Linked DNA regions of Homo sapiens: region 2 is linked to region 1. The links are chromatin contacts, found by Hi-C or POLR2A ChIA-PET in ENCODE. All regions are on one chromosome and are shown on one strand. Each heading gives the region's core, a stretch centred on a gene start or an enhancer-like site at or near the end of the contact. The rest is flanking DNA. Distances are from core to core; before and after follow the strand shown. Region 1 holds the start of DMTF1-AS1 (DMTF1 antisense RNA 1). Region 2 holds the start of ABCB4 (ATP binding cassette subfamily B member 4).

Region 1 (5,038 bases), core at 891-3,390:
TAAAACCTGAACACTCAGAAAAATGTTTACATAAAATAATGTATTCATATAACTGCAACGTATGAACTTAAAGTTCTAAGAAAGATGCAATGCCCAGTACTTACTGATTAAATGTTGATGAAGACAGGGCAATAGCATTTTGGCTCCACCATTAGCTCAACTGCAACCAATTAAAGAGATTCACGCAGAATATGCAGGTGCTAAATCAGTCCCCAAAAGCATATTTTGGGGTGAGCCTATCAACTAAAATAGTAAGAAAAAAAATTAGCTTGTTTGGTGGCATACAGAAGCACCTAGTATCGAGAGTTAAAATGAGATAAAAATCACCACAATCATGAAATGTATTTTTCACACCTGTAACATAATGGTTTTTTCCAGATACAATCAGGCTGGTTTTTGTGCTTTCTGTATGGAAGAAAAAAATTATTCTCACACCAAATTGGATTCTCTCAGCATGACAATTTTTGTAACGTTAAGGAATGTAGCTTTAACCTTTTTTCTCTAAATCTTAACAGAATTTCTAAATCCTAACCAAATACATGAAATCCTGTCTCTAAGTACACCATAAGAGCAAAAAGATAAGATTTTGGTGTATCGCCATAGTCATTCTTTAAATGTTAAAGTGATGGCAAATTATTCAAGTTATTAAAAGACAGTAATCCTCAGAAAGCTATTTGAAATATAATTTCAAAACCAGCTTAAAGAAATTTGAAGTAATGAAAAAACATGAAAACCCTTAACTGAAAAAAACAGATTTTGCAATACTTTCAACATAGTGGAAGAATATTTTCGTATTTGGAGCTTAAAAGCTACAAATGGTTTTCTCCCACGAATTAAAAATACAGGTATAATTTAAAATTTTCCAAATGGCGTCACTTTAAGCTTAAGACATGTCATATTAAAAAATAATTCCACAGAATATGCATTTTGTAGGACGTCCCAACATGCAGCCTCGACTGTCAGAAAGGAGGCACACATAATCAAATCCATGTACATTAAAAAGAGGTACACAAAGATGAATGAGTTGCGAAAAAAGCAACTACACAAATTCAATGAGAGAAAGGGAGGAGTCCTGACTCATACTGTATACTATTATCCTTTTCCTTATCTACACCGAGTATTTTATATAAAGACATATGCTCTATCATTCAATTGCACAAAAGGGCACTTGGCCACTTCTACTCTCAAATCTGCTCTGGAGATTGTGGTAAAACATTCTACATACCTCCCTGAAGAAATTCTCAAAGCGAAGTACATTTTAGAGAACAAAGTGGACTTAACAATTTTAAGAACTTTCTCGGAACTCGGCACAATAGGGTAATTACAACTTTACAGCCGCATTTTCCGTGCTCCACCAGGACTGTCCCCGCGCCCCAGCCCACATCCCTTCTTTAAAGAGAGTCAGACTGAGAGAGACGGTTCGGCCAGCTATCCCGATTCTCTATGTCTGGGCCGTGAATCGCCGAGCAAGGCTGAACCCCCGCAAAATTACAGAAGAATCTAAAGCGCAAACGAGGGAAAAGAACAAAAAAGCAAAGGGGGGGAAGTTGGGTCGAGACCCACCCCCACTCTCTCGACCCCACCCAAGCCTACCTCTCCTACGCTGGACCATAAAACAAAACCGAAAACGTAACAAAAATAAAAACTAAAAATAGAACACCACGAGAAAACAAGTAGGGCTTCCTTACTGTCTCCACTCCTTCTGGCCCAGTTCTCTACTCAACCTCCCGGCCCACCCCACCCCCCAGGGGTCCCGGCGCCATTTAGCTCCTCCGAAGCCGCCGCCATTTTCCGCCCCCGCCGGATCGCCGCTGTGCCTCGGCAGCCGCTCGCTTCCCTACTCTGCAGCCTGAGCCACGGGCACCGCCCGGCCCTAAGAGGGAGGCCCTGGCCGGAACGTGCGGGGACGGCAGCTGCAACGTCAGGAAGGCCAGGCTCCGACCCCGCCCGCAGTGCCCCGGCGCCGACAGCTTGCGCCAGCCGGCGGGAGCTAGCGGGCAGCAAGGGGGCCGGACAGGCTCCACTGGGCGGAGCGGCCCTGGCGGCGGTTGGAACCTGAAGGTTCCATCGCACTTACTTCCTGTTTTGGGTCCGGGCACTTTGGAAGAACCAGGATGGAAGCTCCAAAAAATACCAGGATGGAGGAAGCAGCCACGGGCGAGAGTGGCTGCAGCTGGAGTGAGCGAGCGCGACGAGCCACCGGAAACGGAGCTGCGGCCGCGCCCCGCCCCCAGCTCCCCGCACGCTGCCCCTCCCGCTCGTCTGTCCCGCTGGCGGCCCAGCGTGCTGGCTGTACGCGTCACTTCCGGCTGTGTCGGCGCGCGAAAAAAGGTCCTGGGTTGGAATGTTTGTACTGGTCTGTGGCGGTGGTTGTCGGCTGTCCTGCCAGGAAAACTCGGCACTGACTATCCCACTGCTGATGCTGTAAAAGAGGTCCTTCTGCTATGACGCAACTGTGGTTCCTCTGGTTCTGGGGACACTTAGGCCTCGCGTGCCGATTTTCATAGTTCCCTGTGGCTCCGAGCCGAGGGAGCCGCGGTGTGGAACGGAGGGAACCAGTGATCTCAGTGCTGAAGAAAACAGGGAGTGTGTGTCTTCATACTTGATTTGCCTTACCGCAGGGGCATAATATGAGATATCTGGGCGTGTTAAGTCGTTCTTGATGAAATGTGTCCTCTGTGAATGTAGTCTCACTGTTAGACTAGGAAGATGCTGTTTTGCTGTGCCCAGTTCCTCTTAAAAGTACAGATGCTCCTTGGGTTGCAGCCGTATAAACCCATCCTAAATAGAAAACGCGTTTTAATACCCTTATAAACGAAAAGGATAAATAAGCCTTTGGGTTCTGTAATGTGAGCCAGCATTCTTTGAGTGCGTATGTGACAGGTAAATGTTTTACGTATATTAAACTCATTTAATGTTCATAAGTTCTAAGTGCATCGCTACAATTATTACAAATGAATCCCATTTTACACAGGAACCAAAGAGAAGTGAAGGAATGTGTCCAAGGGCTCCCAAGTTGGCGGTGGAATTAGAATTGAAGCCTCAGCTCCAAAGCCTGTGTTCTGAACTACCCGGTTGCAGTTCACAAAATACACTTTGGCAGTACTTTCATAACGAAAACAAATGATTACAACCAGTTTACAAATGCTTTGCTTTACTGGAGGATCGACATGTTTGACTAATTTTCAAAAATAAATCTCAGAAGCAGCATTTTCTTGTGTTGATAACTTTATTACTAATTTGTGGCACTCTGCATTCTGTTGGAGTTAAGCCGTGTATCATTCCATTTTTTAATAAGTACATAATAATGTTTATGTAAGCAAAACTATGAGGCAGAATAGTATCGTGGTATGGACTCAGGCAGTCAGACCTGAGTGTGAATCTTGGCTCCATTTCTTAGTAGTGGATATGGCACTTCACCTCTTTTAGCTTTGTTTACTTTAGGAGTAATAAGATGTACCTTCCAGAATATTGTAGACAGCGTAGTTTGCATGGAATCTGACGTGTATTAAGCATTAAAAATGGTAACTAATAAACCTTAAAGCCAGGAAAGCAATACAACTACTCAAAGAGCAGTTCTAATAAAATAATAATTACATATGCAAAATTGTTGACATTAACATTGATAAGGTGGTTCCTAATGAGCCATATTTTTCATAAGACATAACCATATAGGATTATTTTTGCTAAGGCACAAAATAGTGATATATAAATTATAGTCGGGCTATCCATTCTCCTCTGCTAAATTTTAGGTCAGCCTGCACGCTGCTAACTCCCCGCAAAAAGTCAAGTGCATCCTCATAACTAAATTCTCCCTTTCTGGTTGAGTTTCTTTTATAACTACCTTTTCCCAAGTCAATTGGTATTTATTTGGGGATGACAAATGTATTTTAATATTAGCTTAATGCATAATTTAAAAAAATATAATAACGTCTCTATCCCTTTAGCTTGAATAATCAATGTAAAGACTATCCATAACACAACTTGATTCCTAGAGCAATTTTCTGCAGTTATACTTCTATGTTATCCGTACCTCATTATTTAGTCAATGTGTACCTAGGGAATGGATGAGGTTTTAAATATTATCCAAGGATTTACCTATTTAGGAATTAAATGTTTTGTAGAAAAATCATTAGAAGTATTTCTATCCTAAACAATAATTATTAAAGTATTTATAGCTTAGCTATGGTATTTACTGCATTTGCTAGTTAAAATTGACTTTGTTGGACTCCAGGTGTCTATAACACTTTTGTGAACCTCATCAGTGATTGATGATGAAATTGCCTTTTATGACAGGTTGATATATTAATATAAAGTATTTCAAATACTGAGAAGCAGGTTCTGTTGTTTCATGATCATCTTTTGCTAATTCAGAAAAAAAAAAGATGTTTATAAGCTTTTGTTCAAAGTAAAAGAAAATTACAATTACTGAGTAATTTTCTTTCTACACAGGCTCTGAGTCCTGTTAATATAGCTGATGGGTATACACTGTAGGGCCTTCCAGCTGATGGAGATTGCTGTGCTAATGGAGGAATGAATAAACTGTCCCAGTTATGCCCACACACCAGGCTTTACCAGGTGGTCTCCTGTCTCAGATTCTTCCTGTAGGCTTCCCTCTGGGCCTTATGACACTCCATCTTACAATCCTTTTCCCGCCTTGCATTTTGCCTATGTGTCTCATCTCTGCAATCCTTTTAATACCTCAGCCTGGTGACAACCTCTCTATATCCACTTCACTTTTTTCTTCTTTTGTGGTAAATCTTTGTTGAGACCTATTGATAGAATATTAGCCAGAAAAGTGTTTCCTTATCAAGGGAATGGAGAGCTAAGGCGTCCAATACTCCTAGCCAATAAGGATAAAAATTTTTGTTCTGTCTTTGTAATTTTGGTGTGCAAAACAAAACAGTTCAGATACTTCACTAAAACAGGATAATATCCAGACCCAGACTCAAAGACCTGTTCCTTTATAATCTAGCATGGAAGAGAGAGGGACAATGTATTAGTTAACTAAGCAATAATTGCCATGTTTTGTAAGTTC
Region 2 (4,826 bases), core at 1,351-3,850, 320 kb before region 1:
GAGTCATGAATATACAGAGAAAATTAAAGTACATGACAATGGCAATGTAAAAGTTAGGGGTGAATAAAAAAGAGACTTAAGAGTTCTAAAATCATTGCATTGTCCTGGAAGAGGAAAAAGTACAATGATTAGTCAAAGATACATGTCATAATCCCTAGAAAGGAGATCATTATTAAATAGAAAATAAAAGAATACATCTTATAGAAAGGAAATCTAAATGATAATATTAAACAGATCTAAAATAAGGCAAAAGTGAGGATAAAAAAGAAAGATGGAACCAATGGGGCAAATAGAAAAAGTAAGATAGCGTGGTAGGGCATTAATTCCAGCCTTACATCAATGCATAAGTATCTCAATATTCTACTGTAAAGGGAAAGTAAAGATTTCTTACAGCCTGAGTGTAATGGAGAAATCTAGTTTATCATAGTGCTTTAAATATTGTAAGTCTTCAACTTCTAGTTGATGAATAAATGATGGAATTCTCAGTGATACTGCACTGTTATCAAATAAATATAAAAGGAGCTCCTGGAATTGGATGTAATACAGGTAAAGAAGTAAACACAGCCATATAGGCATGGCTTCTTGCAGGGACAACTTTGTGAATCGGCTCAGACAGACAGACAGGCAAATACACCTCATTGCCTCATACATGTTATTTGCTTTAGTTTTTGTTCTGAACCTTCCTACTCCTTCAAGTATCTGCATTTACTTTATCAAATTCTCTTTTATTAGAGACTGAAGAAACTGTCATCTCCTTATGTGCTAATGAGTTTAATAATGTCCTCCAGTCACCACAAGCCTTCTTTCAAACTACACAATTCCAACTGCTTCCGTCTCAGAGTATCTTGAAATAATGATCTGACCGCCTGTTAGACCAGTGAAGGGAAGGAATTTGGGTTGATTTAAGAAGAGAATCCTCATGGTCATGGTAGACTGATATGGAGAGAAAACATTTTGAGGAAAAATACTCAACTAAATTCATTTCTACTCCAGCATGCAGTTTCAAGTCAAGTTCCACCTTAGCTCCAGGTGGCAGGCAGAGCAGGATGCAGAGGCACAGCACAAGTAAGGGGTGAGTGCCGAAGCTGCTGGCTCCTGTTCCAGTCTTTCTTCCTTGGCCTCGCCTGAACTTTTACTATAATAATAGTCACCATTTATTAGGTGTCTCCTACGTGCAGGACACTTTACACACAGTATCCCTAATCCTAATAACACCCTTATTTTATAGATCCAATGACTGAGTCAAGAATTACATAACCTGGCCAGACAGCTGGTACATGGGAAAGGTGAGATTCACACCAGGGTCCACCCAGCATCTCTACTTATACCATGCTCTGCTTTAAGGTTCTCTGAGAACTCAGACAAGCCTTGGGCTAACAATTGTGTTAACAGGACATAGCAGGTGCAAGGACCCACTGGTCATCCTGCTACCTGATCAGAAGGAAGGAAAGTTGTATTTGTTGCTCACCTACTATGTTTTAGGCATAGTACTAGGTGCTTTTACCTAGTACTTAATTCCCTTATCCTCAACTCATTTATTCCTCGCAATAACCTGATAAGGGAGATGTTTTTATCCTCATTTTACATATAAGGAAACAGGCCTAGAGAAATGAGCACAGTGTCCAAAGTCACATAGTTAATAAGATGTGAAGCTCTGAGTTTGAAAGTCTCCGGTTTCAAAGCCATGAAACTTATGGCTCCCCGTTTTAGACACTTCCTTTTGGGAAGAGTGTGGAGGAATTAATCAGAAAGAAGAAAGTCATACTCAAATAGGTGGTAGGAGCAGAGACAATTCAATACAGACAGAAGTCTTAGATGAGAGCAGTGAGCCAGGGCACTGGACTGGGACTCAGGAGGCTTCCCCTAGACTCTGGTTCCACCGATGCAGCCTCAGGCAGGACTTCACCTCTCTGGGCATCCGTTTCTTCATATGTTAAACATACGGGGTTTTAATTAGATGATCGCTGAAGACCCCTCTAGCCCTAAAACTCTGTGTCTCTTAAGTGCTAAGAGGGCACCAACAGCGTTCCTCCTCCCCAAGGAGCATAATGTGATGGTTCCTGCCGGCCCTGGCTGACTCTCGCCGTCCTTGGAGATAATTGGGTTCAGTGCCACCTGGACCAGAACTGGGGATGCGGAAGCAAGAGGCGAGTCTATTGCTCTCTCTCGGTCCTGGGCCGCCCTGTGATTGTTGGGCGTCCGGAAACTGTCTCCCCTATGGGTTTAAAAACAAAACTGAGCGCCCATGGGGTGTGACAGTCATCTGCAGGGGCTTGGGTGGCCCATCAGGCGAGGCTTTCTCGGCACCCGAGGCTCCAGCCTGATCTCGGTCTTATCCTGCGACCGGGCTGGTTCTGGCGGGTCGCCAGGGTGGGCGGCGGCCCCAGCCGGGCGCCCCGGCGGCAAGAGCGGCAGGCTGCGCCCCTGGCCCGCGCCTAGCCTGGGGAGAGAGCTGGGCGGGCGGCGGGAGCTGCTCTCGCGGGCCGCGGCCCTCGCCCTGGCTGCAACGGTAGGCGTTTCCCGGGCCGGACGCGCGTGGGGGGCGGGGGCGGGGGCGGGGGCGAGGCCGCGGCGAGCAAAGTCCAGGCCCCTCTGCTGCAGCGCCCGCGCGTCCAGAGGCCCTGCCAGACACGCGCGAGGTTCGAGGTGAGAGAGGTCCGGGCGCGTCTGGCCTCGAAGGGAGACCCGGGACGTGGGGCGCGGGGCGGGAGTGGCCGGACCTCCACCCAGTGCCCCCGGGCCCCGCGACTCGTGCGCCGGGCCGCCGGAGAGGGTGTACTTGGTTCTGAGGCTGTGGTTTCTCCTCAGGCTGAGATGGATCTTGAGGCGGCAAAGAACGGAACAGCCTGGCGCCCCACGAGCGCGGAGGGCGACTTTGAACTGGGCATCAGCAGGTACATCCCCAGCAGCCACTGGCTTTTCCGTTACACGCCAATCAGCAGGACTAAGTTCACCCTTGGAAAGAAGTTGTAAAAATCGGTTGATGCCTTTGAAGACCTTTGTTTTGGAGGCTTCTTTGAAGGGTCTTGCATCCGGTTCTGACCTTGGAGCAAACGTGTTGTGTGGCCTCAAAGAATGTCACTGAGGCTCCTTTTGGAACAGATTCAGGAAGAAAAGGCTGTCTTGAAAAGTGCTCCCTTCCCTTTGTGCAGGGGGGATTCAATGAATATCTGCATTGTATAACATTCATTGTATTACGTAACTCTTGAAACTTTTACAAATGACTTTCATATACATCATCTGATTGTTCAGACTTAAAGGGTGTCAGACATCTGCTGTTGATGGCTGTGCTTTTTGAACAAGGGCAGTGAAGCAAAAACTCCCTCCCCTCCTGCCCATCCCCTGTTATGTCTCTTCCTCCTTGTCTTACCCCTCCCCCTCCTCTCATCGCCAGGCTTATTTGTATTTCTCCTTTCTGGGAGGATAGGTGGGGAGGGGGAACTTCTGTACATCCGAATCAGTTTTGTTCAAGTGGTAGGGGGAAGCAGCGCTTCCTTTGCCTTCATGTCTTTCTCGGTTCCCCTGGCCCTTGTTAAACTCACTTCACAGGCTTTATGAGCGGGGCAGAAGTTCCCAGTCAATGGCGTGTGTCTTTGTTTCCTCTTTCACTGTGGGAATAGTGAATCATTTTCGCCTTTAGCCTGAAATAGTTTATGAGGCTATTACGGTCTCTGAGTTCATACCAGGCTACCCAGAAAAAATTGACCTGTGTCAAGTGATCACCCAGAGGGACAAATTTATCAGTCTCTGTAGTTTGTCCTCAAGCTGCTAGGGGCTTGATTAGCTAACTGAAAACATGCCTACCTGATGCTTAAACTGAAGCATTATTTTAGCCTGTTAATGTGGTTGTGCAGTAACCTTGCTGTATTTCTTCTAAGCACCATTGTATTTTTTCATAGAAAATTTAGTTTTGCCATGTAGAATTGAAAAAGTGATAGATGGTGTTACTTCCAATGGAAGTACTTACACACGCAATAGAAAAATATGGTTTTCATCAGCTGGCTGTTTAGGCAGGGATTGACTGTGAGTCTATTAATAGATGGCATTTTCATGAAGAAGTCTATTTATGTATTGCACTGGCTTAACATTTGATGCGTGTGCAAAGGAGCTATTCCTACAAAAGGTGTAGTAACACTTCAGAACCCAGGAAAGTCCTCAGAGGGGAAGCCCACAGCTTCTGCTGGAAAGAAGAAAGCAGCTCAAAAGAGAAATACAGAAAGTTAACAATAAGTTAAGACCACATGATTATGAAATCAAATGTAGTGAAACTAATTTTTATAAAAGCAGACCAAAGATAATATATTTAAAGGAAGTTAAGCCTGCTTCAATCAAATTAGTTATATTCTTGTTCTAATTATGTTGCTATTGCCCATGGCACATTCTTTTGAACATATTTAGTGGCAGATGTTTGTCCAGTGATTTTAGTCAATACTTTACATAATTTGGAATCATCTTATGAGTAAAACTTTATCATTTACCTGGATAAATGCATCATATTTATGTAAAAATCATCATATATATATAAATCATCATACACACACACACACACACACTCCCTCATAGAGTTTATATTATAGTACGGAGGACAGACATAAATAATGTACATACTAAATAAGTAAACCACAGCCAATGTTAGAAGGTAATTAACGCCATGGAAAAAAGCATTAATCCAGGTTAAGGGGATCAGGAGTACAAAAGGGGAGTACTTTGTAATTTTAAGTAGGGTGGTTAGGGTAGATCTTATTTTAAAGGTAATATTTGAGCAAAGACTTGAAAGAAATGAGAGGAGACAGCTGTGTGGGTATCTAAGGGGAGAGCATTCCCGG

Evidence for each region. Hi-C counts contacts between places; a loop is a spot of excess contacts on that map. ChIA-PET counts read pairs that join two places held with the same protein, here RNA polymerase II (POLR2A). Pooled maps may share reads with other maps.
Region 2: a map of ascending aorta shows a loop between it and region 1 (5-fold over the local background). The contact joins the promoter of ABCB4 here to the promoter of DMTF1-AS1 in region 1. A Hi-C loop is called at or near these places in 4 of 168 maps with a recorded cell type or tissue (B cell, GM12878, OCI-LY7 and 1 more), 22 of 37 single-sample maps with no recorded cell type and 12 of 50 pooled maps. POLR2A ChIA-PET finds 5 or more read pairs at or near these places in 1 of 52 experiments (HepG2).

Annotation. Positions count from the first base shown.
Region 1 is chr7:87,149,595-87,154,632 of GRCh38, reverse strand. DMTF1-AS1 (DMTF1 antisense RNA 1) reads left to right here and starts at 2,140. Exons shown (of 2, transcript NR_136253.1): 1 at 2,140-2,331; 2 at 2,975-3,210. DMTF1 (cyclin D binding myb like transcription factor 1) reads right to left here and starts at 2,180. Exons shown (of 18, transcript NM_001142327.2): 1 at 2,078-2,180. RefSeq lists enhancers at 1,985-2,546, 2,392-2,631, 2,547-3,110.
Region 2 is chr7:87,473,454-87,478,279 of GRCh38, reverse strand. It overlaps ABCB4 (ATP binding cassette subfamily B member 4), which reads left to right and starts at 2,600. Exons shown (of 28, transcript NM_000443.4): 1 at 2,600-2,646; 2 at 2,809-2,894. The coding sequence starts at 2,815. RefSeq lists silencers at 2,224-2,473, 2,524-2,723, 2,734-2,873 and an enhancer at 3,344-3,413.